Linked DNA regions of Mus musculus: region 1 is linked to region 2. The links are chromatin loops, found by intact Hi-C in ENCODE. Cell type or tissue: left cerebral cortex. All regions are shown on one strand. Links, peaks and the distances in the headings refer to the core of each region. The heading gives the core; the rest is flanking DNA. Region 1 overlaps Scfd1 (Sec1 family domain containing 1). Region 2 overlaps Strn3 (striatin, calmodulin binding protein 3).

Region 1 (16,144 bases), core at 5,163-13,162, 210 kb before region 2:
ACAGATAAGTAAGACATAATAAATTTGGTTTGTAATTCAGTTAAGTACCAGCTCTCTGGCCTGCTCGAAATCCCCAGGACAGCTTACACACGTGATGCACTCATACCAAGACAGTGTCTCCATGCAAGACAGTTAGTTATCTCTTACCTTGACCTTAGACAAAAGTAACATACTTTACTTCTGTATTTATTAAGCTTTGGTCCAGATTGTGAGCTTCTGAGAACAGACAACATTCTCTTGGCTTCACTGAGATCTCTAATACGCTTTCTTATTATAATTAGAGAAAACAATTTGTTCAAAAGACATGGTTTTGTTTTGAAGCCTAAGCTAGCTTCAAACTTGGGGTCCTCCTGCCTCAGCGTTCCCAAGGCTTTCAGATATCAACCCCACCATTCTGGGCTCAGCTGAGGTTTTCTATGTCAGTTGTTATTCACAGAAGGCTATTTACCATTTGTTGATTTTTTTCAAACTAATTAGCACCTAATCTTGTGTTTGAAACCTAGCTTCCCATAAGCCTTTACACTTAGGAATTTTAATTATAAGTCTGACAAAAATGAAAGCAAGCATCTTTAATTTTTTCCTCGGCCTATTTATTACATTGTCCCAACCAGTCTCTGTCAGTCCTGCTCATCCTGCTGAGCTAGGACACTTCACTGTTAAGTTCATCAGGCACGTACCATTGCATTGAAATTTAGTTCAGTCTTTTTCTTTTAAAAGCGATTCAGCCAGTCCAGGCAAATTTATAAGCCTATTAAACAAAACTGCCTAATGTTAAGTAATTTAAAAAATGACTAAACTTGTAATAAATATGACGTTCCTTAAGCAGTCAGTACTTACACAGTAGCCCTTGGGGTAAAATGTGCGTTCCTGTTGTTTTACCTCTACCTTCAATATCCATTACATCTGGTGACGTGTGTACATGTCTCGCCTCCGTCAAACGGAGATCATCTGAGACAAGGAAACTCGATGTCACCAGTCGTGTTGGCATTCCTGAGGAACAGTTTGGAGCTGGAGTTTAGACCCAAGGACTGTACTTCTGAAGAAATTTTACTCATGCCAGATGATTGACAGAATGACCCAGACTTAATTAATGTTCATCAGGTGTTCTCCATGCTGCCTGTTTCGTCGGGCCTGACTAGACAACAGTCAGTAGGAACACCTCAGTGACAGCATATTTCCTTGGATTTGGTACTGCCTGGTGAATTATTGTTTTTATCTTCTCTGTTTGGACACACTTTCCTTAGGTATTTTGATATGTCCAGTTAGTTGATGCTTTCCTCATATGTTGTTCATGTTACATATTGGTTTTGTAATTCAGGTTAGTATCTACATATTGTGTGTGTGTGTGTGTGTGTGTGTGTGTGTGTGTGTGTATGTATATATGTATATATATGCGAGCTTAATAAAGATGTAAATTTTGATTGCTTGTTTTTCCTCTTTGTCTTAGCCATTAACAGGCCAGACATCACAGACACAGAGATGGAAACTGTTATGGACACTATTGTGGACAGCCTCTTCTGCTTTTTTGTTACATTAGGTAAGCTTTTAAACCTATCTGCTCCTTCAAAGAAACTAATTAACAACTCATTTGACATGTTATACACTCTCATTTTTTTTTTAAAGACAGTCTTACTGGCTGGCCTTGAACTCACAGAGATGAGCCTGCCTCCCAAGTGCTAAAGATATGTGCTATGATATCTGGCTACAATATTGTTCTAACCTGTCTGAATATAGAGGGGTTCTCTAAAGTTGAGATAAAGCACGCATTCCATAATATTAAAATAAAATAATCATAGTAACAACATACAGCTGTTCCATGTGAGATAGCATTCAGATTTGTTTTGTCTTTTTAGGTGAGTTCTCCTGGGCTCCCAAGTGCTGAGATGACAGATACACATCACCATACCCAGCTCAGCAGACCTTTTGAGAGTTAACTAATGCCTTAGATAACAGGGGGAGTTAGATAACAGCTCCTTAATGTAGAGTTGAAGTGGTTTGTCGATGGTTCCAGCCTGTTGTTGACTATTTTCTAGCTGTCTTTAGTTTCCGTCATAAAAGCTTTCAATCATACTTCTGAGTAGAAAGGTCTGTGCATAGTAGTTTTTAAGGCAAATGCAAGAGCTTCCAGAAAACACTGAACTTAACGTGCATCATCTCTTCAAGTTTAACGTTTCACTGAATTATCTGTAGTTATTTCGGTTACATTGAATTTACTATCTTATACATGGTTTTATACTTTAGTCATAGATCTTTACAGAAAAGTAATTGCAATTTAGATTTTACACATACCTAAAACCTCTTGGTTAAGGTAACCCTCACAGATTAATAACCTCTATTAATAAATACTAATAAACTCTTTCACAAGTAGAAATAAAAGAGAAACCATTTGAACCATATATGGGGCTTAGATATATGAGGAAAATTCATACAAATTCTTGGGTTCCTCCCTTTTCAGATTTATTTATTCATTTTATATATGTGAATATACTGTAGCTGTACAGATGGTTGTGAGCCTTCATGTGGTTGTTGAGAATTGAATTTAAGGCCTCTGCTCACTCCGGTCAACCTAGCTCGCTCTGGTTGGCCCTGCTTGCTCCCATCAGCCCGCTTGCTCAGTCCTGCTCGCTCTGGCCCAAAGACTTATTTATTATTATACATAAGTACACTGTAGCTGTCTTCTGACGCACCAGAAGAGGGTTCAGATCTCATTACGAGTGGTTGTGAGCCACCATGTGTTTGCTGGGATTTGAACTCAGGACCTTCAGAAGAGCAGTCAGTGCTCTTACTGGCTGAGCCATCTCGCTGGCCCCAGGTTCCTTCCCCAATTTTACATCTTAACCCCAAACTTAGATCTTTGGTTTCTGACCCCTTATTTTCTATCTGTTATTTCTCTGTTGCTAGGTGTCTCCATTTTTTCAAGAGTCTTACCTCCATCTAGTTTTTGCCTGTGTTCTCACTACTCTCCAGTGGATTCGGGTGTTGGTTGGCTGATGGGCTGAGCCCAGGGCTGTGCTGGGTGAGCACTGAGTGCAGTGCTGCCTCTCCAGCCTTTGTGTTTGCTGTCCTCACTGCTGAGAGCACTGCAGGTGGATAACCTACAGTCACAAACAGACATGCTGCCCTCTGTCTGCCGTCCTATGCTCTCCTGCCTTTTACCTGTCCTTATGCCTATGGCATGCGTGAGAGTTGTCATTGTCCCTAGCAGAAGTCATAGTCATAGGAATAGTAGTAATTACACTTTAGCAGGAGATTAGACCAAAGATGTACAAAAATGATATTCAGTGTTTTCCTTACACATACTATGGCAGTAGGTAGAAAACAGTCTGATGATGTCATCGGTTTGTTGTTGTTGCTGTTGGTTTTCAGAGTCAGAGTCTTCCTGTGTAGCTTGAGCTCATCTTGAATGTCTGTCATTCCAAGCTGCTTCTGGCTGGGTTTGTAGTCTTGTAGCCCAGGTGGCTGTCTACGTCTGTGTATTTTCCCTTCTGCTGCTTTTGGTTGGGCATTCTTTTGAGGGACAGGATCTCATGTGTAGTGCAGCCTAGAGCTGGTCTTGAACGCTTTCAGTTTCTTATCTCAACTTTCCCAAGGCCTGGGGTTGTTATAACAAGCACACATAATGTAGGCCATCAGAAGAAGGCTTTTAAAGATTAATAGTATTGTACATTTTCACTTGAAAGTGAGTACACCTTCCTCTGGGAAGGCAAGCGCCGTGACCGCTGCACAAGCATGGTCGTTCATTATTAGCGTGCTTCACGCTTCTCTGTCTGACGGTTCAGCCTTTGATAAATCATTTACTGTATCATAAAGAAAGATATTAGGAGGTCCAGTGAGTTGATGTGATTGTGGAAAGAGGCATTTAGGAGTCTAACATTAGTGAAGGCTATGCTTGCTGGTACCGTTTAAGTTGGGTTTACAAAAGGATTACAGTCATTTACTGTTAAATTATTTTTTAAAGTAGTCGCAAACTGTTGTAGTCCTAAGCTCTTTTTATTCTTTCATTTTGAACCAAATAAAGTAAATGCTGTGACTAGAGGGGAAAGCTATCCTTTGAACTTCATGAGGAAGTCCGAATGCTGATGTAGTCCATCCCTGAAAATATTAGTCCCACTGATCAGCTCCATGTAAAAGGATTCCTCTTTGGCTGTCTATTGCTTAAGGAGAGGTGAATTTCCAACCCTTGTTTTCACTCTTGAGATGTTTAAGTCCTTTTGTGTCTAGCATGAAATCTATGCATCCTGACATCTGCCAAAGTATACGTTTTAGCTCAGAGCTGTGGTCATTGCTAACACTTATTGTTAAATAGGTGCTGTTCCCATCATCCGATGCTCAAGAGGAACGGCGGCAGAAATGGTGGCAGTGGTGAGTTTTGCCTCTGAGTACAAACACTGCTGTATGAGGTGCTCTCTCACAAGGACTCTGGCTACTCGGGTTGTACGTGCAGTACCTATGATAGGAGGCCGTCTTTGTGAATGTCTCTGCAGTAGAGTAAAATTGTCAGTTCCATGTGCTTGTCTCGATCTTCACTGCACTTTGTGGCATGCACTTTTACATATTTTATACTTACCTTCCCCCAAATTATTCCATATTCTTCTTTTTATTAGCAAGTGTTTATTAACAATACACATTTTAAATGTTCATGTTGAATTAAAGAGAATTTTCTTTAAAGATTAAAAAGGTGGGACCAGGCAGTGGTGGTGCACGCCTTTAATTCTAGCACTCGGGAGGCAGAGGCAGGCAGATTTCTGAGTTCGAGGCCAGCCTGGTCTACACAGTGAGTTCCAGGACAGCCAGGGCTACAGAGAAAACCTGTCTTCAAAAAACAAAAAAACACAACCAAAAAATATTAAAAGGGGGATTAGGAAAACCAAAGAATTACTTTAAAAAAAAATAAGTATCCATGGCGCAGAAAGACAGTGTAATGCACAGCTGTGTGGGCTCAGCTGCCCGAGTGAGCCCTGGTGGAGGCTGACGTCCTCGTCTGCTCCATCTCTGATCTGAGCGTGCTCTACTCGGCTCTTTCTTTATTCTCGCCCATCCAGATGAGCCTTCTTTATTTCAGTCATGCTTAAGAGAAGCTTAGTCACACTGAAAGTGTTCATTGCTGATACCGGGATGGAAACACGTTTTTAAAATTGATTTCCTTAATACAAGTTACAATGGTATTGAGATAAATAAAACCCTAAAATATTTAGGTTTTAGAATTACCACTTTGTAAAGAAAGTCCAGACTTCTTGATTATATAACTAAGACACATTGAGTCACCTACATAACGTTAATAAGAAAGTATTAACAGTTCATCTAAAATTTGATTTTCAGAAACTAGATAAAAAACTTCGGGAAAATCTAAGAGATGCAAGAAACAGCCTTTTCACCGGTGATCCACTTGGAACTGGCCAGTTCAGGTATTTATTTGCCTCTTGAGTACAAACATGAGCTAATGTAATTGAAAATAAAATAAGAGTTTTTGTTTTGTTTTCCTTGTATGATAAAAATACTTTATCGTGAGAGAAGTGTTTCTTACTTTTCGATCTGATATTAGAGTCAAGGTTTTGACTTAAGTGAAGCATACATAGACAGCATATAGAAATTACCTTCTTCTGGTAGAAATGTCTCTATGTTTCCATCTATTCAATGCTTTTCATTTGCATGGCTTTCAAGGTTCAAAGCAATTTCTTTTCAGCTATCAGTAATCTTCTTGGTGATAAATGGGAATGCGTTGTTCCCATTTTTACATTGAGATACTAATAACTCGCAGGCTATCTCTGTCATTTAGCATAAGCAAGTAATGCCAAAGATACTGACTGCTCAATTTCTATCAAGTAGGAATATGTTTTAAAAACATGAATAGTAGAGTGCATTTTGATTTTGTTTGTTTTCTTTTGTTTTTATTTCTTTTTGTTTTGTAGCCCTGGCTGTCCTAGAACTCGCTTTGTAGACCAGGCTGTCCTTGAGATTTGCCCACCTCTGCTTCCCACATGGTGGGATTAAAAGCATGTGCCAGTGCCACCTGGCCTGAATTTTGACTCTTAACAGAAGTAAAAACTATTGACATAAAGAAATAAACTCACCGAAATGTCTAAGAGTTATCAAGAGGAGAGAGTTTTGTAAAGTGACTTCTTACCTACAGTTTTGATTAATTAATAAAGCCCGTGGGGACAGAAATTATGTATAGAAATAACATTTACTTATTCATATACTCTAACTTTGAGGGCTTCTTAACTATGAACTGCTCCTGTCTGTGGAGCTCACGATGGATTTGTGTTTAGCTATTTGGCCATACCAACTCTCACATCATCGTATGCCCTCCTCTGCTTTCATTAATATTATTTCTCATTAAGGGGGAACCTCACTTCTCGCTGATTGGTTTTCAGACCTTACCTGGTAGTCTCCTTTTTACCATGCTGAATCGTGTACCCTAGGAACCAATAAAGGGGCACTGTTTTATTTAGTTGGATAAACTTTAAATTTTTGATCTCATCATAATAATATAACATTTTATCATAATTTATTGAATGTTTTTCAAGTTATTTTAATTAGCAATTTGTTGGATAGGTGTTAAATATGTTTAAATCCAGCCATAGACTAGTGGTTATCAACCATCTTGATTCCGCTGCCCACAGACATGCCATGTTTAATAGTCTTAACCAGGTGTATGCTTCTTGAATCTAGTGGTGTGTATTATAGCATATCTAGAAGCATCTTGTAGTGCTAAACTTACCATGCACAGGACAAACCATAATGAGCAAATTACATAGCCTCAGATGTTAGTAGTGCCACTATTACGTTAAGAAACCCTGCCATAAGCCATCTTCCTCCCTTTCCATGTACTCTGGGATAATAAAACTGCAGTGGAAGTGGTGTTATCACTGACATTTAGCCTTGAGTCAGTGACCTTTGCCTGTGGGGTAAAGAGGAACTAATGTGGTCCTTGCACAGGAGGAGACCTGTATAGCTAACGTGACCAGGTTACAAGCCTTGTGAAAGCAGTGTGCACTGCACAACAGGATGCCTCTAGAGGACACCACTAGCACTTGGAAACACCTGGCAGGCAGACTCTGTGCCTCCATGTTGCTCTTGACCTAATTGTGATGATGGAATCAAATAGTTCATGAAACGACATAGCCCCTGTCCACTAAGTGAGTGCTGTGACAAGTGTCTTCATTTTTTCATATCATAAGGGGATGGAGTTTTTTGATGCCCTCCTTACAAAGCTCCTTTTTGAATTTGTGTTTATATTTGTAGGAAAAATGTAATTTTAGAGTATGGAACTATGAAACATTTGGGTAAATTTATGTGATTCTACTGTTTTCCTCAAATTGGGCAATACCTATTCCTTTTTTGTTTTTTCAAAAAATCTGAACTTTATATCAGAGGAGCAATTTCTTTGACTATAAAAATTATTCTATAAATGTATTTCTATAGATCTCTTCCTTTAAGAAATTCTTTTGAAACTTAAAATCTAGTATTAAGTATTCATTCATGATCATAGCTGACTGTAGTAGAAATGTTGTTATACAGCTTTAATATCAGCTATTCATATCAAAATACACTGGACAGTACTAGGAAGTTTTGAATGTGTACATTGCTGTGACATTTATATAATGTTTTGGCATGCATTGCAGCTTCCAAAGGCCTTTATTAGTCCTTGTTGACAGAAACATTGACCTGGCAACGCCTTTACACCATACGTGGACATACCAAGCGCTGGTACACGATGTGCTGGTAAGAGAGTAAATATAGCACTTCTTATTGAACTGTGATAAATTCAGTAGTTATCTTAAGTTTAAACTAACAGAGTGGCTATAGGCACAAAGTTAAGAGGAATAAAACAGAAAAATATGGATAAAATACTAGCGATATAGGTGCTCGAGAAGTCTGTAGTTGTGAACTTATGATCTTTAAATAAAGGGTAATTAGCGGCATTATTGGCAGTTATGGGAAGGAAGCAATGAAGGAAATAAGCAGCCATATTTTTTTTCATGATAAGTAAGTAAAATTTAAAAATTGAAATCATTTCCCTTAGAGAGCAAAACTAATTTCTTCCTTTTCTCTAGGATTCAGATAAACTTCATTTAATTGTAAAAAAGGAACAGTATTTTACTGTTATCTAATGTTTTCTGAAGTAGTTTTAATTACGTGCTTAAAAATATGTCTGTCTATGTTCATACTCATAAGCTACCTGTTTACTTTGTAATGTGTGGAAATAAAGCACAGCCCAACCTGCAAAGGCAATGAAAAGAAAGCATATGCCACAGTCATTTCTTTAAAAACAACAGTGACGTCACAGTAGTCTCCATTTTATAGACAGAAAAACTGACAAGCAAGAGAATTTCCCAAGCATAGTGGCTCATTTTAGTAATCCCAACACGCTGGAAGCTGTAGCAGGAAGATAACCCTGAGACTCTGGAAGCTGTAGCAGGAAGATAACCCTGAGACTCTGGAAGCTGTAGCAGGAAGATAACCCTGAGACTCTGGAAGCTGTAGCAGGAAGATAACCCTGAGACTCTGGAAGCTGTAGCAGGAAGATAACCCTGAGACTCTGGAAGCTGTAGCAGGAAGATATCCCTGAGACTCTGGAAGCTGTAGCAGGAAGATAACCCTGAGACTCTGGAAGCTGTAGCAGGAAGATAACCCTGAGACTCTGGAAGCTGTAGCAGGAAGATATCCCTGAGACTCTGGAAGCTGTAGCAGGAAGATAACCCTGAGACTCTGGAAGCTGTAGCAGGAAGATATCCCTGAGACTCTGGAAGCTGTAGCAGGAAGATAACCCTGAGGTTCTGGAAGCTGTAGCAGGAAGATAACCCTGAGGTTCTGGAAGCTGTAGCAGGAAGATAACCCTGAGACTCTGGAAGCTGTAGCAGGAAGATAACCCTGAGGTTCTCTTAGCTCAGGTGAGACCCTGCCTGAGAGAGAGTTCAAAGACTCTGAACCCAGAACCCTGACTCTGAAACAAGCATTCTAGTTGATTGACTTCTAGGACTACAATATCATTACAAAGATTATATACAGTGTCATATGAGAAGGAAATAGGCAGATCACAGCAGATAACTATTTAACAGTGCATCTTTTTAAAGCCAAGATGTTTTAAAGCATTTACTTAAGTAAATCACATTCAGGGCTGCTGGAAGAAACTGTTAATTCCACTGCATACATAGAATCCTATGCTAGGACTCTAAGAAGAATGTCAAGGAAATACGAGTGAATATCCTCTCAGTACAGAAGCAAAAGGAACCAAAGAGAGCCCCAGAAATAAGCCTGAAAGCAGAACTGTAGAATGAATGAATGGATAGTTTGAACCTAGGCTTTAGCAACGATAAAAAGACACAAGTACTGCTGTCTCCCTGAAGCTGCTTTCTAGGAAGAAGAGACAGGCAATATACAAAGGAAACAAAGCCTTCAGAAGGTTAAAAAAAAAAAAAAAAAGCACTCTACAGTAAAATGCTGATGACCAGGACTGAGATTTTAAAACCAGAGAGACCTCACTTGTAAAATGCAGCCAACTGGGGACAGAATACTCTAGGTAGAAAGGTTTGGGTGTGTTTAAAGAATGTAAGGGTAGCACACTAGCCACAGTGAGGTAGCATGGGAGTCAGGGAGAAGGAAGCAAGGTTACATAGGACATAGGAAGCAATATAGTACAGTACATGGGCTCATGTCACGTGTCATAACAGATTGAAATGAGTTTAAGGCAGAATGCGAAGAAAAAAAAACTTTCTTTTTTTTTCCTGCCTAGAGAGTTAGGAAAGGAGAGTGATTGCTGGAAGGATAATGTGAGGTCCAGAAAAATGAGAGAAATTACCACATTTTTGTGAACCAATGGTAATGACCAAGAAAACATTTAATGATGTAGGAGATAAGACTGCCCAGCAGGGAGCAACAGTGAGTCATATGAGACCGTAGCTTTAACATTTGGACCATTCTTTGTTGTGCGGGCCTCATGGACATTCTAAGATAATTTGTCAACATCCTTGACCTTGATCAATCCTCAAATGTTCTTTCCACCACACCGAATGTATGCTGGGGAAAAGAGGTAGAACGGGGTAATATTTGCCTCTGATGGAGAACAGTTATTAGTTACTGCCTACTGAAGTGAGTTTCAGCACTGGTATAGGTTTAGGGAGGAGGGGTAAGCCAGTTTGGAGATAGCAAAAAAGAAGACAGTCCCAGGTCCAGAGCTGTGTGAAGGTAAAAGAAAATGATCTCATGTGGAAAGAGGTAGCCCTTTGGAGTTCAATTAGGGAACAATACCCACAGATGTTTAGAGAGATACTCAAACTGGCTTTTCTCAATGACTGAGTTTCAGAGATTTTAACAGCAGGATTTTCAGACCTGGGTTCAAATGGGAGATGAGATCTGGTGGCTGGGGAGAAACATACAGAGTGGGCATGTTGAGCATCTCAGAGGCCTCGAGTCATGCTTTGTCAGTAGCCCTCCAGCTGTGCTGAGGGACCCTGGGGTCTAAGGGTCTGAGTAAAAGCATGCCACTTAGGGACCATCTCTCCTGTCTGTGCTGGTGTGGGAGCTATCCAGAGCACTGAGATATCTTGGGGTCCTCCCTCCTCTTCTCTTCTCTTCTCTTCTCTTCTCTTCTCTTCTCTTCTCTTCTCTTCTCTTCTCTTCTCTTCTCTTCTGCCTGCCTGCCTGCCTGCCTGCCTGCCTGCCTGCCTTTCTTTCTTTCTTTCTTTCTTTCTTTCTTTCTTTCTTTCTTTCTTTCTTTCTTTCTCTCTTTCTTTCTGAGACAGTTTTTCTTGTAGTCCTGACTGTCACCTCTGCTTAAAGGCATGTGCCACCACCACTGGGCTAGGATCCTTTCTAATTGCTACATTAAAAGCATTATTGGGCTCCTTGACTCTCTTAGATGTGGGACATTGAAATATAAAATCCTGTACATATGGGAAGAAAGACATAGAAAATCTTTTATGTATAGGAAGGAAGGCATATATGTACATAATTTCAACAGAAAAGATTAATGCACCGGGCGTGGTGGTGCATGCCTTTAATCCCAGCACTCGGAAGGCAGAGGCAGGCATGTTTCTGAGTTCGAGACCAGCTTGGTCTACAAAGTGAGGTCCAGGACAGCCAGGGCTATACAGAGAAACCCTGTCTCCAAAAAAAAAAAAAAAAAAAAAAAAAAAAGAAAGAAAGAAAGAAAAGAAAAGATTAATGCTGAGTCCTGGTCAGAAAACGACCATAAAACTGACCAAGGCTCACATGGGCCTCTTGCAATGAGATCAGAGTGAGGAATGGAAGTTTTCATGCTGCTCAGTAGACTCACTCATCACCCACTCGGTCAAGTTAGAACACACTCTGTGTTGTTATTTAAGTACTGAAAGCTTAGGACAAAGCAAACCTGGTGGCTCCCAAAGTCACTTTAGAGCTAGAGGCAGAGAGGAGTGAGTGAAGGCTAAGGTATTTTTCCTTTGATTCATCTTCATATGACAGTTTTCAGCCTCACAGAGGCTGGTTATAATAAACCCACAAGCTCTGGTGATCTTCTTCTGCTAGTTTTAATGTAGTTTTTAAAATTTTTATTTGTTGTTGAGTTTTTTGAGACAGGTTCTCATATCATAGCCAAGGCTGATCTGGGACTCGCCTCACTGCGGCCCTCCTGCCCTTACTGCAGATTATAACTGTGCCATTATTTATTTTTTAAGCTCAAGGATGGTTTTATTAATTTAAAAGGAAAACCTCTGGGGATTGTGGCTGTAAAGCTTGACGGTGTGCAGAGGAGAGCTGAGGAGAGGAGAGGAGGAGAGCCCCGCCCTGAGAGTTAAGCTGCTGTGCCCCAGCCATGATGGGAGCCCAGGGACCAGCAAAAGCTCCCCTGGGACCTGCTAGTGTCTGAAGGGAGGCAGCAAAGGAAGAAACGGCACAACAGAGAAGGATAAGGGAGACCCAATGGAACCTAACAGAGCTGTAGGGACCCTTACTTACTGATTGTTTTTTTAAGCTACTTACTTTGGAATTTGCAGTTCTTAGAAGTCTTCATAATTAATACCCTTTGTCCCCACAAGATGGAGTAAAACGTCTACTTTAGTAACAAGGTTGATGTTTGAATTTTTTTTTTTTAAATATCATTTATGTTGGCCTGAAACATCTAAACCATTGATAATTATTTCTGTATTAGATCTTGGAAACAACTATGATAATTGAGACAGCTTTTCTGTTTGTCAAAATGGTTAGTTTTTAAATTTAAATGGAAAATATACTCTTCAGACAAAAAAACTTTGCAACATCCTTCTCCGTTTTTGAGAATATAAGAACCAGTAAATGATTAGACAGTGAGGGGCTTTCAGTGTGCCTCAGCCTTGGGCGGGCAGATGTGGCTGTCCACCAGGCGAGAGCGCTTGCCCTTGCTCAGCAGTGCACAGGTTTCAGCTTGGCAGCTTTTCTCTCACTGAGCTCTGTCCTCCAACGCTCAGGAGTCTCCTGTACCTTTCACACACCAGAACTGATGGTAACTCCTGTGCTGTGTCCCTTCACATCCTAATTGCTTCGTGACCATTTTCTATCCATCTTTTGAGACCTGGTCTTCCTTTGTAGCCCTGCTAGAGCACTCACAGCAGTCCTCCTGCCTCAGCCTCCAAAGTGCTGGGATTCCAGGCTTGAGCCGTCATGCTTATCTCATTGTACCCTTTGTGGTGGTTTTCTGGGTTCATTTCCTCTCCCCACTTGTCACTGTTGACCAAAGTTTTGTGGTTCTAAAGCAGTACTTTATAATCAGTGTATTATCATCTGCCAATGTAAATTTGGATTTTTTTTCTTGTAGTCACACTAAAAAGATAAAAAGGAGCAGATGAAATTTATCTTAATAATATTTAATAATCTAATAATGTGAATTTTAGCTCAACACACAATCAATTTATAACATTAATATTTTATATTCCTCCTTCATAAATATGACTATATTAATTCATAGTGTTTTTATAATTAGATCCATAGCATAGATTCTATCCAGTTCACAGATCTTAGGGTTGTAAAGAACTCTCTAAATAAAAGTGAGCAAGCTTTTTAGAAACATTGCTGACAGAGGATTCCTTGGGTTCTGAACTAAAATAAAATAGATCATGCTTAGCAGTCTAATCAACATTCACACCGTAGTTGGATTAAAACCTCTTCATTCCGGTGGTGTCTGCTCCTTGTTCCGTCTGAATGGTCGGGGAGCTCTGTTCATATCCACACAGAGATGCAGGATGATGAGGCCATCTCAGTTCTTACACTCAGATCACTCTGGCAAAGCAAAACAGTGTGGGCTACATTTCATTTAAGACACATTTCAAATAAAAGCAGAATCAAAATATGTGGTTGTGGGTAGTTAGAATGGGTGAGACCTTGGCTTCCCTTCCTAGTACCACAGTCCTCTCATGGTGCCCCATAGCAATCGTCCAGCTTCCCTGATTTCTGCCTAAGATCCTCCCACCTGTAGTAGAAGCAGCCTGTGGTCACTGTGCCCGAGATCTCACATAGCTGCTTGGCTTTTCTCCCTCGCAAGCATGGCGAACTCTTTGTCCTCTCCTCTCCTTGTCAGCCTGCTTGCAGGGACCTGGAAGGCCTACCTATTGCTTCTGCCTAGCGACTGGCCTGTGGCATCTTCACTGCTAGATAAAAAAACAATTAGGGAAAAGGGCCTTAGTATCAGGACCACCCCTACATGCCAACTTGTGGGCTCTTACCAAGCTCTGTAGGTAGCATGCTTCTTGAGATAGAAGATTGCTAAATATTTATGCATAATTGAGTTCTCAGAAATAGAGTGCAGGGCCTTAGCTGCACTGTTTCATGACTGTTGTTAAAGGCATTGTCTCTCTAGGTCACATAGCTGCAGCTGCCTCTGGGGTATTCGCAACTGTGCAAATGTGCAAACTGCCTTTTACTTAGAACTTAGTGTCTAAAACTTACCTTCATTGGAATTAGTTTTGGGAAAGACCTTTGAAGATCTTTTTAAGATAATGTTTTAATTTGTCAGAAAATCAGTGAAAGCTGTTGTAGATGTTGCCATTTGACTAAAAACCTGATATGTTTGCCTGTTGATTCGTTTTATGGAAGGCATCTCTTCTCTTTTTACTGCCTTTGGAAAAAAATGAAGAAACTTAGTCTTTTGTTTTGTTTTGTTTTGTTTTGTTTGTTTGTTTGACATGGTTTCTCTATGTAGTCCTGGCTGTCCTGGAACTCACTCTGTAGACCAGGCTGGCCTCAAACTCAGAAATCCACCTGCCTCTGCTGGGATTAAAGGTGTGCACCTCCACGGCCTGGTGAAACTTAGTCTTTATTTAACTAATAAACCTTATTTGAAAGAAATAATTATGATTTGCAGGACAATCATTTGCCAACTCTGGATGCAAATTATCGCACTTTTCCCTGTCTCCTTTCTCACTGATGGTCCTGCAGACCCCACACTACTTAACTCTCAGATGAGCTTTGCTCTAGAAGAGTTGAGCTCAGGGCCATGCATTTCTTCAGTCCTGAATGGGCAGGGCCAGGATAGAAGCAGATCCTTGAGAGACTAGAGAACTCGTACGTGGTACCTTGCGTACCTGTGTTGTGTCTCCTTCCATCATTACCCAGAAGTTTGTGTTTTCACTTCCTGTGTGTATTTCCTTATCATTGGTTAATATAAGGATCATTTAGTGGGAGCTGCTGTCATCAGTATGAAAACTTTGGTTATTGACACTTTACTTTTGGCTCCTGAGTACATATTCAATAAACTAGCTGTTCAGTGATTACCATAACAGCACTTGAAATTAAAAAGGTTGCAAATTCTTGCCCAAATGAGAATTATTTCTATTCTGCTTTGCTTTGTCACGTATGAATATACATACATCTTAGCTGAGCCTAAGTAGGTGTCATCTGCTGTTCCAGTAGCGTTCACTCACATGAGCTGCCTTTGGCTGTCCAGATAGATTTGCCTTAGCTTGTGGGAGGAGAACAAGATTGCTGAAGGCACTGGTTTTAGCGCTTCCCTGTGGGCTTCATTTCTATCTGGTCATTTGAGGCCCCATTGTTCATCCTTTCCCATCTGTCAGTGGCAACAGTGTAACTTCTGTTGTGTTATAAACCATTTGTGTTGTTTTTTATGGGTGTCCGAGTGTTGTTTCTTTTATATGATTGAACAGAGCACAAATTGCTCTAGCTTCCCAGTTTTTGAGATCAAAATTAACTTTTTTATTTGCTTTGCTATTATATAGACAGTGGGAATGGTCTTTCTGCTATTATGTTATTTCTCAGTACTCCTGGCACCTTTCATTCCTTGATTATTTTGTGTTTTGAGTACTCTTGTCAATACTTAGTAATAATATGCTGTCCTGTTTTTACAGCAGCAGGTTCCTAACAAGTGACTTGTATTTGAAGGAGCTGTGTCAACACCATGGAAATCACTAGAAATCCGTTAGTAAAGCTTAGCAGTTTAAAGATGCTTCCCGTCTATGCCTTTTGTTTTCCTAGGTAACTTTTAAAAGCCAGGCTTCTCAGATACAACTCTCAGTGTCTGTTCACTGTTTAAAGTGCTTTCATGATTGTGCTATTTTTTATTTTACTCCTATATGGGTGGCTTTTGTGCAAAGTGAAGATTAGATATTAAAATGGGATATTTTGAGAAGTAGCTAAACCAGTCACTAGTCACCTGTCACCAGTCACTAGTCACTTGAACTGTGATGCAGAGTTTTAAGAAATATATTAGAGGTTAAATATAAGTTTATTTCTTTTTTTTGAGACAGGATTTCTATGTATAGCCCTAGCTATTCTAGAACTCAGAAACTAGGCTAGCCTTGAACTCAAAGAAATCCTGAGTGCTAGGATTACTTGGCCAACAGTTTATTCGTCTTTGTCACACTGGACATTTATTGTCGCTCTCACTAGCCTTTATCTATACTAAAGAATTTGATTCTGAGTAGCTGCGCAGTATGGTAAAGTTAGCACAATACTTGTGTACAGCGCCGCCAAAGAAACACAATCTCATCCTGTTTCTGCTACTTTCTATAGATCCTTGGGCACCGAAGTCAACTCTTTATGGTTTGCTCGTTTCTTCTTTGAAATGCAAGTTGTATTAATTTTTCTAACTGTTATGATAAAGATAACTAATGGATGCAGTCCCAAGAATAGCACCTTCTCCACACAAGCAAGCTCTTCTATGATAATGGACTTCATG
Region 2 (16,144 bases), core at 2,753-10,752:
AGACAACACTACTTTCTATTAAGTAAAACTCAGATTTTACAGTAATAAGATATCTAAGCAGATTACTGAAAATATTGCATCTGTGAAATCTGGGGGGTGAGGATGACAGTGGGTGCCATATTTTAATAGCTTAAAAGCTACCCCCTGGTGGTACAAAATTACTCTGAAAAGTATTCTTAATAGTGTTTCTGCTGTAACCTTACTAGAATCTCATTAAGTACAACAACGTATGAAAAGAATAGCATACCCAGCACTTGGGAGGCAGAGGCAGGCGGATTTCCGAGTTCAAGGCTAGCCTGGTCTACAGAGTGAGTTCCAGGACAGCCAGGGCTATACAGAGAAACCCTGTCTTGAAAAACCAAAAAGAATAGCATAAAAATGAAGGACTCCACTAAGAAAGCACCTTCATTTCCTAGTTTAATTGTGGAGAGTATTGCACTTTATTATTCAACACGAAATAATGTGGCCAAGAGCAACATACAGGTACACAATTTAATATTTATTATATGTATTTTATATACATTATTTTTCAACAGCTCTATGTTTGCTCTGGGGTACAATCTTAAAAATCTGCTGATTCATAGTCTGTAAAACAAAAACCTTACAAAACTCATCAAAACTCGCAAACTGATCAGAAAAGGCTTTTGGAAGACTAGAAAAAATACTTTATTGTCTTAATCATGCATTACACAAAGAAAATCTTCAGTTACACCATAAAAGTAAGCACATCTAAAAAGTAAAACAGGGAGACTGTGAGTCCAAATCCAGCAGACTTCTGTGTCCTGATTCAACTTTTTTTTAATATCTTATTTGTAATGGTAATAAAATATTCTCCAATTTTCTAACTAGTTCATTTGTTTTGGAATCATGGTAAATCAAGAATCTTGGGGAGAAACATCTTGGTTTGTAACTTAACTATAAAATATTCCATTTTTAGTCTATTTTAGACTTTTCAAAGAGTTCCAAAATAGATATACAGGTTCCTTTAGCACATTAATAAAAGGATATAAAGACCAACAAAAAGTAAAATAAATAATAGGCTATTAGCAAGATGGATAATCCTTGATAAATAAACTTGTAAATACAGTAAGATGTACAAAATATCACATAGTGATAGGATGTCAAGATTAGTTTTTAAAGAGTTCCTTTGGAGTACTAAACTCCACAGCTTTGTTTTAATACACTTAATAGTCCTTGGTTCATGAAGACATGTAGACAAAGGTGATTGGTTTATCATCTTTATGAAGGACTTAGCTGAGCTGTATTAGGTAAAAGGAGGAAAGAAAGTGGTTATAGGTGGCAGGTTAGTGAGATCTCTGTGTTTTAGGGTTGTATAATGCAGAAAAAACATCAATATGATCTTGAGCACTGTTGTGACAGGCTAAATATATAAAAAGACTTATAAAAACTAGAATTTTATCCAAACATTTTGTGCAACTAATGCTAAAATATTTTAAGTTAAATTTTCTTTTCTTTCTTTTTTCTTTTTTCTTTTTTTTTTTTTAAAGCAAAATAACTTTAAAAGGGAATCTGTGGCATTCACTGATGAACATAAGATCACTAAGAGATGAACAAAGCTACTCTTGGAGCTTGCTTCCCCACCAGAGCACCACATTCCTAACCCTAAGGCAGCACACAGAGTCCAACAAAAAGTCCTTCCCCCTAAGAGCAGACTCCACATTGGCTTAAACACCTTAAAAAACAAAAACAAAAACCGCTCAGTTCATATCCAGTATAGGGCACAGATACTGGAGTCCTTTTTCTTTCTGTCCCACAAAATACAGTTAATTACACTTAAACTAATAAACCTGACATTAGGATGTGATTCCCAATTTCTGCCTGCCCCAATCACCAGGCAGATCACATGTAGTGTCATGTCAGGAACCTTCATGATGGCAGTGATGCAGACCCCCTTTCTGACCAAGTAAATCTTTTTTTTCTAAGATGCGAGTCTATGTTGGTTCACACAAATACTTTGGCAAGAGCATCAGCTCCTGCACTGGCGATATATGCCTTTGATGGATGGAAAGCAACATCATAAATTGACTCATCCAATTTCTTCCTATGAGCTGTTATTTCTTGTACACATGTCTTACTGTCCAAATTCCATAGTCTAATGGAACAGTCATGGCCTGTAAAAGAAGGGGGGGGGGGGAAGCTTGTTACTAAGGAGCAATTCTTTTATAAAGTTTGTAGGGTGTACTGAAGTTCAAACTTACTTCCAGACATCAAATAGATTCCATTGGGATCTACTGCTAAACTTGTAACAGCATCCAAATGAGCTACCATAGAATGGATCATTTTACCTATAAAACATAGCAGAAGATTAATGCTGAGAGGCAACATAAAACAATCACCATCACAGTATTTTTTTTAAGTTTTGGAAAGTATTCACAACATACAAGTTAGTATTTAATTATTTGGGAGCACACAATTCACAGTGAGCAACCACTACTACTTCCGAGCCCATCACTGTGAAAGAAAATCTTGTTCCAAGTATATAATCTTTCCCCAATCCCTAGCAACAATGGCCCTCTCTAGAAACTGTCCAATTCTAGATGCTTTACACTAGATTCTGAATATGTGGCTTTTGTGTCTGGCTTCTTGCACATATTTTTCAAGATGCATCTACCATACTAATAGACTAAAGAAAATTTTTACCATTAGTTATTTTTAAAAGACTCTGCTCCTAAATGAAGCATTCCTCTACAGGTAGGGGCGGGGGAAAGGATGCTCACTGGAGTCAGAGCATAAACAGTAAGTAGGTTACATATCTGAGAAAAGTAAAAACTTGGAAGACTCAGGAAATCCTGCCCCACCTTTTTTTTTAATTAAATTTTAATTGACGTAAATGTGCTGTATGTGTGTCTACGTATGTGCCAGAAGTCATAGGTGTTGGCTTCCTGAAGCTGGAACTGCCTGATGTGGGTACTGAGACCGTTTCCATAAGAATAGTATGTGCTTCTTAGCCACTGAGCCATTTCTCCAGCCCTTAAGTTTTTTAGAAGCAGTAAACAACTCTTTTTAGAGATTTCTCGCATCTGCAAACCTACCTCCAAGTTGTGCAAGAGAGCTCCACCCTTACTCACACTGGGGTGGGCCTTTCCCTATTGCAGCTGGTTTTTGTTTTTAAATCTATTCTGTAAGTAGCTCTCACCGATGCATCCTCCTGTTAGCAAACCTCAGTAAGACCTTTACAGTTCACCAATTAGGACTGAGCTCCCACCCATCCAGACCCTTAGGTAGGAACCCCAGTTAAGACCTTTTTGGTTCACCAAGTAAGATTTAGACACAATCATATTTTGGTCTGTCCTGGGTTCCTTTCCTGGGTTGAATATTGTATAGTGTTTTACTATAAAATCCACTACACAATAAAGATTCACTTATTTGTGTGTGTGTGTGTGTGTGTGTGTGTGTGTGTGTGTGTGTGTGTGTTTGCAAGTTTAAATTTAAGGAAATTATCAAGAAGAAAAAAAAAAAAAACGGCAGACTGGGAAAAGATCTTCACTAACTTTACATCAGACAGAGGGATAATATCCAAACTATATAAAGGACTCATGAAGTTAGACTCTAACAAACCAAACAACCCAATTGAAAAATGGGGTACAGAGCTAAAACAGAGAATTCCCAACAGAGGAATCTCCAATGGTTAAGAAGCACTTAAAAGGAAATACAGAGAAAACTGACCCTGAAATTCCATCTTACACCCATCAGAATGGCTAAGATCAAAACCTCAAGCGACAGAACATGCTGGAGAAGATGTGGAGCAAGAGGAACACTTCTCCATTGTTGGTGGGAGTACAAACTGATAAAACCATTCTGTCAATCAATCCAGTGGTTTCTCAGAAAATTGTGGAAATAGTTCTACCTGGTTCTAATGATACCTAGTATTATTCCTGGGCACATACCCAAAAGATGTGCCACTATGTTCATAGCAACTTTGTTTGTAATACCCAGAAACTGCAAATAGCCTGAGTTATTTCCAATGTCCCTCAACCAAAGAATCAATACAGATAATGTGGTTCATGTATACAATGTAAAATACTATTCAGCTATTAAAAACAAGGGCCAGGAGAATACAAGGAAATATGCAGCTGACAGGGTGGGGAACATTTCTAGGACATGCCAGAGACCTGGGGGGAGGCTCCCAGAAGTCATAGGGGTTGACCTTAAACTCCTACATTGGGGTTATGGCTACCTCCTATAAACAGGGAGGACTCCCAGTGGAGGGATAAGGAGACCAACAATCCAAAAAACTTTCAACACAAAATTTGTCCTCTCTACTGTAGCTTGGATTCTCGTGCTATTTAGGTTTCCCCTAAACCTGTTTGCAGTGTTTACATGTGTAAGAAAGATGGACTCTGACCCCAGTTGGTTCTGATTAGTAAATAAAGTTGCCAGAGGGCAATGACTGGGCACAGAGGCAGGACGTCCTGGGCAAGGTTCCGAGGAGGAGGAAAGAGAGTTCTGCCATGCCTGGAGAAGTAAAACCAAGAGGCCACCCCTGAGAGATGCAGGACAGAGAACATAGCCATCATGTAGGTGCCAGGGAACGTAGCACGTCTAGGTCTGGAGCAGCCAAGATTGAGGATTTAGTAATAACCTGGGAATATTGGAGAGTGGATTAGACATGTGGAGGTTAGGGAGTGGTCCAGCCATTGAGCTGTTTAAGGCATATACAAATATAAAAGCTGTGTGAATGTGTCTTTCAATTGGGAACCCAGAACACGGGGGTGGGGGAGGGGGGCAGCGGGAAGCACTGTTTCCACCACAGGGATGGAACTGGACAGCGTTAATTGGATACAGCTACAGTCTACAAGAAATACAGGGACAGGGGATGGAGCAGAGACTGAGGGGATAGTCAACCAATAACTGGCCCATCTTGAGACCCATCCCATGGGAGCAAGCAGTAATCCCTGACAGACAGTATTAATGTATGCAGTATTATGCTTGCATAGTATGCTTGCTCCATCCAGCAGCTGACTAAAACAGACACCCACAGCCAAACATTGGATGGAGCTCAGGGACATTTATGGAAAAGCAGGGGGAAGGATTAAGGACCCAGAAGTGGACAGGAACAGCACAGGAAGTCCAACAGAATCAACTAACGAGCCCTTGGGAGCTCTCAGAGACTGAACCACCAACTAAAAGGCATCTGTATACATGGGCAGGACCTAGATCCCCTGCACAAATGTAACACATGTGCAGCTTGGTCTTCATGTGGTCCCCAACAACTAGAGTAGGGGCTGTCCCTAAAGTCGTTGCCTATTTGTGAAATTCATTCTCCTAACTGGGCTGCCTTGTATGGCCTTAGTGGAAGAGGGTGCGCCTAGCCCAGCAGAGACTTGATGTGCCAGGGTAGGTGGATACCCAAGGTGGGCCTCCACCCTCTCAGAGGAAAAGAGAAAGAGGAAAGGATAGGGGGAGAGGGACAGCGATCAGTATTAATAAATAAATGGAAAAAGATTAATCTTATGTGTATGTTTTGACTGCATATATGTATGTACTCCTGGTGTCTGCCAATGTCAGAAGAGGGAAGCCGGGGAACTAGTCTTACAGATGGTTGTGAGCTTCATGGGTGTTGGGAATCAAGCTCCGATCCTTTCCAAGAGGCTCAAGGACTCTTAGCCTCTGTGGCAACTCACCAAGTTGAAATTTAAAACAGGCTGTGGATATAGTGCAGTACAAAGTCTTTGAGGGAAAGAGTATCCTGCACTGGCAACATGTAATTTGAAGAAGAAAAAGCAACACCATAAATTGATTCATTCTGCAGTCATCAAGACCCAGAGAGGCACTTGACACCAAGAATAACAACATGGGATTGAGTTCAGGAAGGAAACCCAACTCTTGCAAGTTGTCTTCTTGCCTTTACACACATATACCCACATACACAAATATATATTTTAACAATTGGGCGGTGTACAACACTGCATGCCTTTAATCCCAGCACTTGGGAGGCAGAGGCAGATGGAACTCTGTGAGCTTGAGGATAGCCTGGTTAGCACAAACACTTCCAGGACAGACAAAGCTACACACAGAGAAACCGTGTCTTGGAAAAAAAAATTAAGTGAATGTTCTGTTATTCAGGTATCAGAAACTTCTAAAATTAATTTCTTAATGAATTTTGGGCTAAGTTTTTTATATGGATGCTAGAAACTTGACCTCAGATCCTCAAGATTGCAGAGTAAAAGCTATTACACACAGAGCCATCTCCCCACAGACTACTGCCCAATATCTTAATTTAATTAAGTCTTTTCCATATTATGTATAGTCACTTGAGACTGTGATTAATCCACCAGACAGACTATGAATAGAGGGATACAATGCTGGATCAAGTGAGATGCTGGTCCTCTAATGATGATCATAACATTTCAGACCTCTTCCGGTAACTATGATCCCATTTTCACTAATACATACTTGCAGTTTCTCTCATTTAACCAACTTTTTTATGGTTCCATTCTTTTAGTAACACCCTATTCCATTAAGATGAACAGATTCCTACTAAAATGTAGTTCAGTAATTCAGCACATTGACTATTATGTGCTAAGCACTGGGTTCATTTTCCAGCATCTGCCCCCTCCCCAACAAAATAAAAAGTTGACATATTGGGGCTGGAGAGATGGCTCAGCGGTCTTCCAGAGGTCCTGAGTTCAATCCTCAGCAACCACATGGTGGCTCACAACCATCTGTAATGGAATCCCATGCCCCTCTTCAGTGTGTCTGAATACAGCTACAGTGTACTCAGATACATTAAATAAATAATATTTTTTAAAAAGATGACACATGTCTTTTATAATAAATCTAGAGTTATTACAATTACAAATGAGCCAGAGTAAGTGCTGGCTCAGGGATCAAAGAACACTTCTTGCTCTTGTGGGTGACAACCTAGGTTTGGTTTCCAGTACCAACAGGCCAATTCCAGATGATCTGACAGCCTCTTTTGACCTCCACAGCCAAAATACCCATACACATAAAATAAATTTAATGTATAACTGAATATATGTAAATAAAATAGAACAACACTTCACAAAGAATAAACAATAAAACAACATTCTAAGAACCCTTTGTTTTGCTCTGTTCACCCAAAACCTATTGTATCAAGAATAGGGCAGATACTTAGACTAGAGCTGGCTCAGTGTTATTAAGGGCACTTATTTTTGTAGAGGACCCAGGTTTGGTTCGCAGCGCCTCCATGGTGGTTGAGAACCATTCGTAACAACAGTTACAAGAAATCCAATGGCTTCTTCTGAGGTCTCTGGTCACCAAATACACACGTGATACACATACGGCCAAGCAAACACTCATACATGTAAAATAACACTTTTTGGTTGGTTTGTTTGCTTTTCAAGACAAAAGGCCTTTGTGGGGTCCTGACTGTGCTGGAACTCATTCAGTTACAACCTCAGAGATCTACCTGCCCCTACCTCCCAAGAGCTAGGATTGAGGGTGTGCACCACCATTGCCCAGAATAAAATAAAATATTTTAAAAGGAAAGAAAATGTGGGCTAGAGAGATGGCTCAGTGGTTAAAAGCACTGACTGCTCTTCCAGAGGTCCTGAGTTCAATTCCCAGCAACCACAAGGTAGTTCACAACCATCTGTAATGGGAACTAATGCCCTCTTCTGGGGTGTCTGAATATAGCAACGGTGTACTCACATACATAAAATAAATAAGTTTAAAAATAAAAGAAAGGGGCTGGTGAGATGTCTCAGTGGGTAAGAGCACCCGACTGCTCTTCCGAAGGTCCGGAGTTCAAATCCCAGCAACCACATGGTGGCTCACAACCATCCGTAACAAGATCTGACTCCTTCTTCTGGTGTGTCTGAAGACAGCTACAGTGTACTTACATATAATAATAAATAAATCTTTAAAAAAAAAATAAAAAAATAAAAGAAAAAAAAATAAAAAGGAAAAAATATGGCAGACAAATGTTGTGGCACAAACAAGTTCCCAATCAATTTAGGCCCTTTCCTCCTCTAGTTTCTCCTCAGTTCTCACTCATATAATACCCTTTCCTAGAATCATACAGGCACAGTAGTGGGAACTCAAAATATTGTCTTTACCAAAATTTTATTATTTCTGCAGTACTGATGACTGGACTTAGGGCCCACACATGCCACTCTAGTTCTTGGACACACTAAGCTATCCTTCCAACACTTTTTTCTTTTATTACTTTGAGTTAAGGTATCATTCGTTTGACATAAGCTAGAGTCATCAGAGAGAGGGCCTCAGTTGAAGACATGCCTCCATGGGATCCAGCTAAAGGGCATTTTCTCCATTAGTGATCAATGGGGAATGGCCCAGCCCATTGTGGGTGGTACCTGGGCTGCTGGTCCTGTGTTCTATAAGAATGCAGAATGAGCAAACCAGGGAAAGCAAGCCAGTAAGCAGCACCCTCCATGGCCTCTGCATCAGGTCCTGCCTCTAGGTTCCAGCTCTGCTTGAGTTCCTGTACTGACTTCCTCCAATGACGATGGATTATGATCTGGAAATGTAAGCCAAACAAACCTTTTCCTTCCCAACATCCTTTTGGGTCATGGTGTTTTGTCACAGAATGTAAACCCTAAATAAGATACCAGGTAATTAATTATCAGCATCCAAAGTAAATTGACGTGTTAAAAATCAAATAATTTTTTGGGGAGAGACACTTTTACTTCATAGCCTCAGGCTAATATGGTCTTTTGAGGCATAATTTCTCAGGGTAGCCCAGGCTGTCCTGAAAATCTCTCTGTAGACTAGGCTAGTCTTGAACTCATAGAGATCTGCCTGATTCCAAAGTACTGGGATTAAAGGTGTGTGCCACCACAGACCAGCTTACTAAAAATTATAAATAAAAATAGTAACAAAACACCCACAGAACTGGAAGATGTCTGTAGAAAAGAAAAGTAGAAATTGAAGGGCTGGAGGAAGATAGCACTGTGTTTAAAAGCATGTAACTGAAGTTCAATTCCCAGCACTTGCATTAGGTGTCTCTTCTGGCATCCACATGCACAAACACACACACACACACACACACACACACACACACACACACACACACACTCAAAATTACAAATAAAATAAAACCTAAAAAATAAAACAACCAAAACAAAATATCCAGAACTTACTTTTTCTTAAAGTAAAAGCTTAACACTCTATGTAGCAGGACTTATTTTATGCATACATATAGTGCTCTCAGACAACAGTAAGCTCCCAGGAATGCAACATCTTTCCATGAAGATATCAAGTACATTATAAAATTCTAAATATATTTTTACAGTTAAAATTATTTATTCAAATATGGGGGGAGGGTGGGACAAGGTCCCCCTTTATATTCTGGAATGGCCTGGAACTCTCGGATCATTCTGCCTCAGCACCCTATGTGCAGGGATTAGAAGCCTGCACCACAGCACTTGCTCATTACTTATTGAAGCTATTTATAGTATTTTTTCAGATCTCTCTCTCTCTCTCTCTCTTTCTTTCTTTCTTTCTTTCTTTTAATTTAGAGACAGGGTTTCTCTGTGTCAGGCTGTCCGAGTTATGATCTGTAGACCAGGCTGACCTCAAATTCACAGAGACCCACCTGCCTCTGCCTCTTGAGTGCCAGCATTATAGGAGGCATGTTCCATCATACCTGACCGTATTTCAGATTTTTTAAAACAATTCCACCACAAATTTACCATACATTTTATAAAATGTTATTTTAGCTAATGAGAAACACCAGTTATGGGAATAGGCTATGTGACAATATTTAAATGAATAACCAATTGTCTCTGAAAACACAGTATATGGAGATATTTTAACTGTTTAATGTAGCGCTGTAACTAGATGTGCATGTGGTCTTAGAAGATTAATTTTCAAGAACTGTTTAATGCGTGGGGCCTATTGTACAAACAAGATTTTAGACTTGTAAACAGAAAGAATAAATTGGTAGAATTTAGAAACAATGTGTTGTTTGGTTGGTTTTAGGACTGGGTCTACTGTATCTCATACTAGCTTTGAATTGGCTATCTACTCAAGAATTATTTTAAAGTTTAATAAAATGTTTTTGAAATGTGTATGCATAATGCCTAGTATTTGCGCACCATGTGCATACAAGAGACCACAGGCGTCAGAGAGGCTACCCAATTCTCTAGAACTGAAGTTATAGACAGCTCTGACCCACCATGCACATGGGGGGACTACAACTCAGGTTCTCTGCAGGAGCACTAAGCGCACTTCAACACTGAGCCATCTCTCCAGCCTCTGATCTTCAGCTCTGATCCTCCCACCTCCACCTCCTCCTCAAGAGTGATGGGATGACAAGGATGAACCATTATGTTCAGTTTTTGTCATGCTGAGGACTGAATCCAGGGGTCTGTGCATGTTAAACTGACACATACCCACTAAACTACATCCTCAAAACCTGAACTCTATTTTTTTGGGGTATAAAATCTTATCAACTCACTAACTGATTTCTCCACCACCACCACCACCCCCCCCCCCACCCCATCCCAAGAAAAGAAAGGCTGCAGAGACACAGCTTGCTCACCTCCTGGGGTATTCTGACTTAGGCCCACATAGGCTCCTGCATTTGAATGCTTAGTTAGCAGACCCAATCAATCAATCTCCCTCCCTCCCCGCCTCTCTCTTAGTTAGTTGCCTTGGTCATGGTATCTCTGCACAGTAACAGTACTAACACATCCCCTTAAAAAAAAAAAAATAAAAAATCAAAGTTTCTCTCAAGAAAGTTTCTCAAAGTAGGAAAATAGGCCACTTTGTCAGACTTCCTGAAAGACGGTCTTTCTTTAAAAAAGACTTGGGGGGGGGGGCAATGCCTGCAAAGGGGAGTGGGTGTCAGAAGTATTGGCTCCTCTGAAGCTGGAGTTCCATGTTACATACTGTTGTGAACAGACCTATACTATATATAGAACAGACTTGGACTCTTCATAAGGGCACTACCAGCTTTAGCTACTGAATCTTCTCTTCAGCACCCAAAAGACAGTATCGTATGTAACATTTCACATGGTAACAGGAAAAGCAGTCCTTAAAAATAAATACACTGGACCAGTGCAGTGGCTCAGCAGGTAAGGCGTTTGATACACAAGCCTGACGGACTGAATTTGATGCATACGTCCTATAAAAATGAAGGCCAGAACACAAAGTCCTTCTATGACTTCCAGATTGACACCCATGCTTCCAATTACATAAATCATACACACAATAAATTTTTAGAAGTTAAAAACTGAAACACCAATGCACATGAAACAAGTTAAAAACTGTGTGTACATCTATGATTCAACTATAAGCTATTCAACAAATATACCTACTACACCAGCATTTGATCCACTCAGAAAGTTTTTAAGAACATACTTGAAATGCCAGTAAGTTATATATTTTTGGTGTATTAAAACATAATATGAAAAGTATTCAAATGAAAGAATGTATATCCAATGAAAATGGTATTAGTTAGGCAAAGAATTATATAAAGTCAAAAATGAAACTTGGGACATTTCAGAGTGCTATATTAAGTAAAGTAAAACTGAGTTGCAGCATTGGCTTAGCAGAGGAGTGCAGACCTGTGGGGGGTGATTAAGCACTTCATGAACCCCCAGCACCTCAGTAAAGTTTAACTTGATTACTTTATAAACCAAAAGACAACATGCTTTATATAAAAGAACGGTATTTTCAATAATCTCAAATCAACAGTCTTACCCGTTTTATTGTCAAAAAACTTGATGTGTCTGTCTTCATGAGCAGTTATTGTAACAGGAAGTGTAGGGTGACTTACTACTCTGTTAATGTGATTACTAGATTGTAAACCTGAAAAATGAAGGAACACGGTACTTTAAAATACAAACTACCCGGGTTAAAGCTATATTAATAACAGCTTAGTAGTCTGGTCTATGTCAGGACCTGGGCTGAATCTTTAGCACAAAACTGATCTATAATTCAAACCTTCAAGCAGAAAGTGAGTAACAGTTCTTTACTCTTATTGACTCTGAATCCCTGTTCAGAACCCTCAGATATTACATTTAAGAACCCACTTATCTTATCCAGACCTGGAGAAGGAAGACAGGGCTGAAAGGACACCAGGAAGGACAGTCACCATAACTTGGACTGAGTTTATAATTGTAGTGCTTGGTAGGATAAGGCAAGAATGAGTTCAAGGACAAAACAACCCTTTCGCCTCGAATATAACCCAAGATCTGGCCAAACATGCAAACATTTCACATAACTATGAAACAATCCATATTTTAAAAAGCAGTAAACTTAATCCAGTGAACTGGTGGTATAATCTCAAAAGAAAAATATTTCAAGTACCATAAAATGCAGTGGCTATGAGCACACGTCCACAGGGGAATATAAGCTAGGTACAGACTACAGTTGAGCTGCTGGAGGTGACAATTGACAGCTGTGTGAGACTCACAGGATGTATCAAATGAGAATGACAAGATGAGGATTCTGTGAGAACCAAGATAAATCTGAGTTTGAACCACAAGTCTTTTACATTAACAACAACAACAAAAACATGTTTCCTAAGTCTATTTATTTAAAAAAAAAAAAAAAAAAAGAGGCCAAACAGTGAACACTCCTGAAGCCAGAAAGACCAGAAGGGTGAGGCTGATAGGTTAGCAATGAGAATGTTGCCACTCCTATTAACACCAACCAGTTTTTTAGGGAAGTGGATGAACTCAGGCCTGAGTTACAAAGTGAGCCAGATGGGCTTACATTGTTTTGCTGTCCTGAGAAAGCAACAAAGATATCAGAACCATGTCAGAGACTTAGGAGCCAACCTGAATAATAAGCTCCCACTGGCTAAACTGGTATCATCCAAACAGTGTAGTGAAGGGAACACATTCAATGAACTGAAAAGCAAATACATTTTTATATAAAATTAAAAATATTTTGAGAACTGACAAAAGAAAATTTCTGGGTATTTTAGTTAAACAGGGAAAGAACAAGAAAAGCCAATTTTCCACAGTTAATGAAATGACAGATAAATTACAAAAAGATAAACAACAGATTGTGTGTGTATGGTATATGTGAGTTAAGAGGAGCCCTATAAAAATACCACCATAGGAACGCAATCAGCAAAACCTCCAATGGGAAACTTGATAAACTCCCAAAGCTCTTCAACTTAAAACGCAACTTGTAGGTAAACAGACTTAGACTTAACCAAAACTCCAGAATCTACGGATTCTTTAAAGACATAACATACATCTTATCTTGTGCAACTCTTGGAATGCTGTTTGTAGATAACTTCTGAAAATAGGTAATGACTCTATCAGGTTCCTAGCATTTTTTCTTCTTCTTGGAAACAGGGTTTCTCGATATAGGCCTGGCTGTCCTAGAACTCAATAGATAGATATATCTGGTTGACCTCAAACTCACAAAGACCTGCCAGCTTCTGCCACCTAAGTGGTGGGACTAAAGGTATGTGCCACTATGCTTGGCGCACATATATTTCCAGATCAAAATATTTCCTTTGCTTTCATTTTCAAGTTACATTTTTGTTTCTAGATACCTACTCTTTGAGAAAACAGTACAAATGATGTACAATGAGTATAACAAATTGTTTTCTAACTTCAATTCATAGTCATATGAAAATTAGCTAAAATACCATCCTCCTTCATGTAATAATAATCTTGTAAAAGAAATTTCAAAATTCAAAACTTACCAGAATCTACCTGTGAGGAAAGCATCACTAATGACTGTGATGTTTCTAAATCATAAATTACCGCACTACCAGTGTTGAAAGACGTAACCATATGGGCTGGATCACAGCCTATAAAATCAACTGATGTAGGTATTCCATGTTCTGTAAGGGGCCCAAAATAGATTCAGATATATTTACCTGTGTACATAAATTTTCATTCTCTCCCCCCCCCCACACTCATTCACTCACTCTAATAATAATGAAAAAGAAAGCAATGTGTTAGGGTAGGGTGGTAAGAAACCCGTCTCAGCTACGTAAAAAGTATGGAGTAATACATATTCTGTCATGCATTTTCTTTTAAGGTAAAGAAAAGAAACTAGTTCATTTCTTAATGAAAACCAACCAACCAAAAACAAAACAAACAGACAAAAAAAAATGCCCCCAAAACACCCCCATCTCCTAACCTGGCATTCCCCTATATCATTCTCTGGGGAGACTCTTGTCATATATGTAAGCCTTACCAAGAAGTTAATACAAGTCTACACGTCAAATTCTGAATCTATAAACACGAAGCCTGAGACTGGGCATGGTAGCAGATGACTTTAACCCTAGCACTAGGGAGGCAGTCTCAGTGAGTTTCTGTACAACCCAATCTATAAAGTTCTAGGTCAGACAGGCCACACAGTAAGACACAGTTAGGCAGGCAGGCAGGCATATTGGGGATGAGAGTATGAGCCCATAGACCCTGTAAGTAGTATCATTTGTCTACCTTAGTGTTTAATGCAAATATGTTTACATTAAAATTAGAACATATTCTGGAAAATGCCAAGAAACACTGAGATACGCTGTACACATCTGCAAGGCACTTCCAGTAAAACAGGATTAAGTAAAAAGATCATGGTGAGTTTTATAAAATTCTTTAAATATTTCTATTTGAATTAATAAAGAAATAATTACTTTGTCCTCTTCATTTTCCAGTTTTTAAAAGAAATCTTGGGACAGCAAGATGGCTCAACAGGTAGGTACAGGAGGCCCTTTAAATCAAGCCTGACAATCTGAGTCCCACCCCTATGATCCACATGGGTACGTACACACGGGTACACACACACACACACACACACACACACAGATACACGTGTATTTTTAAAATACATATAAATTATATATATTATATATATTAACTAGTGGCTTTTTGAGCACAGCAGTTAAGACTGCTTGCTTGCTACTTAGACTTTGTTCCTAGCACTTGTCAGGTAGCTCACAACTGCCTGTCTATAACTCTAGCTACAGGGGATCCTACAGTTCTGTCTAGACTCTCTGGGCACCTGCAATCATGTGACATACACAAGAAACATAAGTGACAAATTTTAAACAAAAACAAAACACACTGCTCCCGGTAAAGGCAAATTTGGCTTACCCTTGTCTCCATTGTAAGTGCAAACACATGGCAGCTTTTCTTGTGGGTTCCATAACCTAATAGTGCCATCTGCTGAGCAAGAGAGTAATTGGTTTTTTATGCCACTATAGGCAAGACCCCAGACTGCATCTGTATGAGCAACTAAAGTGCCAGCTAGAACGTTTGACTCTGTGAAGAAACAAATAAAACATGAATTGGAAGAAGTCTGAAAAATAATATATAACTTAACATATAATTAAATATAAAAATACACATAAAGCCAGGCATAGTAGCATATGACTTTTATCCTAGCACCTGGGAAGCAGATCTCTGTGTTGTATATGCCAGCCTGGTCTACATAAAGAGCCCAAGGCCAACCAGGGCTAGATAGTAAGACTCTGTCTCAAAACAAAAAAACAAAACAAAATATAAAACCCCAAGAAGACAAACCAAAGCACAGGTAGTGAATATTTCTAAGTATGGAATTATGAATGATATCATTTATTCCAACAATATTATTGCATTTTCACAATTTCTATAAATTGTGTGTAAAATAAATCAGACATATGGATATAATTTACATAACTATACTACTCACTTAAAGGGCATAATGGTAAGGAACTGCAATTCTCACCGTGCTGAATTTCATGATACTTTAATTTTTATTTAGTTAATTTATTTACTGACTTGTTTATTTATTATGGTTTTTAAAACATGGTTTCTCTGTGAAGTACTGGCTATGCTGGAACTTACTCTGTAGACCAGACTGTCCTTGAACTAGAGATCTGCCTACCAACGCCTCCTGAGTGTTAGGATTAAAGGTGCCCTGGCATGTCTAGCAACTTTCAGGATACTTTATTATTACCTGCTAGTCACTCTCCTTCCAACCATTCTTTACTTTTCTAATGTCCTAGGTGACCACAAATCCAGTGGATTAGTGCAAATATGCATATATATATATATATATATATATATATATATATATATATATATGAAAATGTACAGAATGGGATTTGTGCCTAGTTCAAAGTCATCCACTTTGTGGCACACATCAGTACTTCATTTCTTTTTATTGCCCAGTAAAATTTGGTTTTTAGCATCTTATTTGACCATTCATCAGTAACTGATGG

What was found. A loop is a pair of places that touch in the nucleus more often than their neighbours do. Peaks named below come from ENCODE experiments on the same cell type or tissue, not always from the same donor. Only the 100,000 strongest peaks of a DNase experiment are listed, where the experiment ranks them.
Region 1: it touches region 2 in a loop (2.8-fold over the local background); 15 of 42 quality-filtered maps call a loop at or near these places.

What each region holds. Positions count from the first base shown.
Region 1 is chr12:51,392,374-51,408,517 of GRCm38, forward strand. Scfd1 (Sec1 family domain containing 1) reads left to right here. Exons shown (of 25, transcript NM_029825.3): 7 at 1,448-1,537; 8 at 4,307-4,362; 9 at 5,320-5,405; 10 at 7,626-7,725. It overlaps Gm40422 (a long non-coding RNA gene), which reads right to left. Exons shown (of 6, transcript XR_872746.2): 2 at 13,100-13,233; 3 at 6,382-6,418. Among named protein-coding and RNA genes, the nearest start is that of Gm40422, 11 kb to the right of the region's middle. In left cerebral cortex, for the core only: CTCF peaks have their summits at 9,862 (motif pointing right) and 12,018 (motif pointing right); a DNase peak (open chromatin) is centred at 9,872.
Region 2 is chr12:51,608,141-51,624,284 of GRCm38, forward strand. Strn3 (striatin, calmodulin binding protein 3) reads right to left here. Exons shown (of 18, transcript NM_052973.2): 14 at 15,036-15,203; 15 at 13,640-13,780; 16 at 11,674-11,781; 17 at 2,220-2,306; 18 at 401-2,132. The coding sequence ends at 1,963. Among named protein-coding and RNA genes, the nearest start is that of Coch, 23 kb to the left of the region's middle. In left cerebral cortex, for the core only: a CTCF peak has its summit at 7,621 (motif pointing left); no DNase peak of the experiment used is centred there.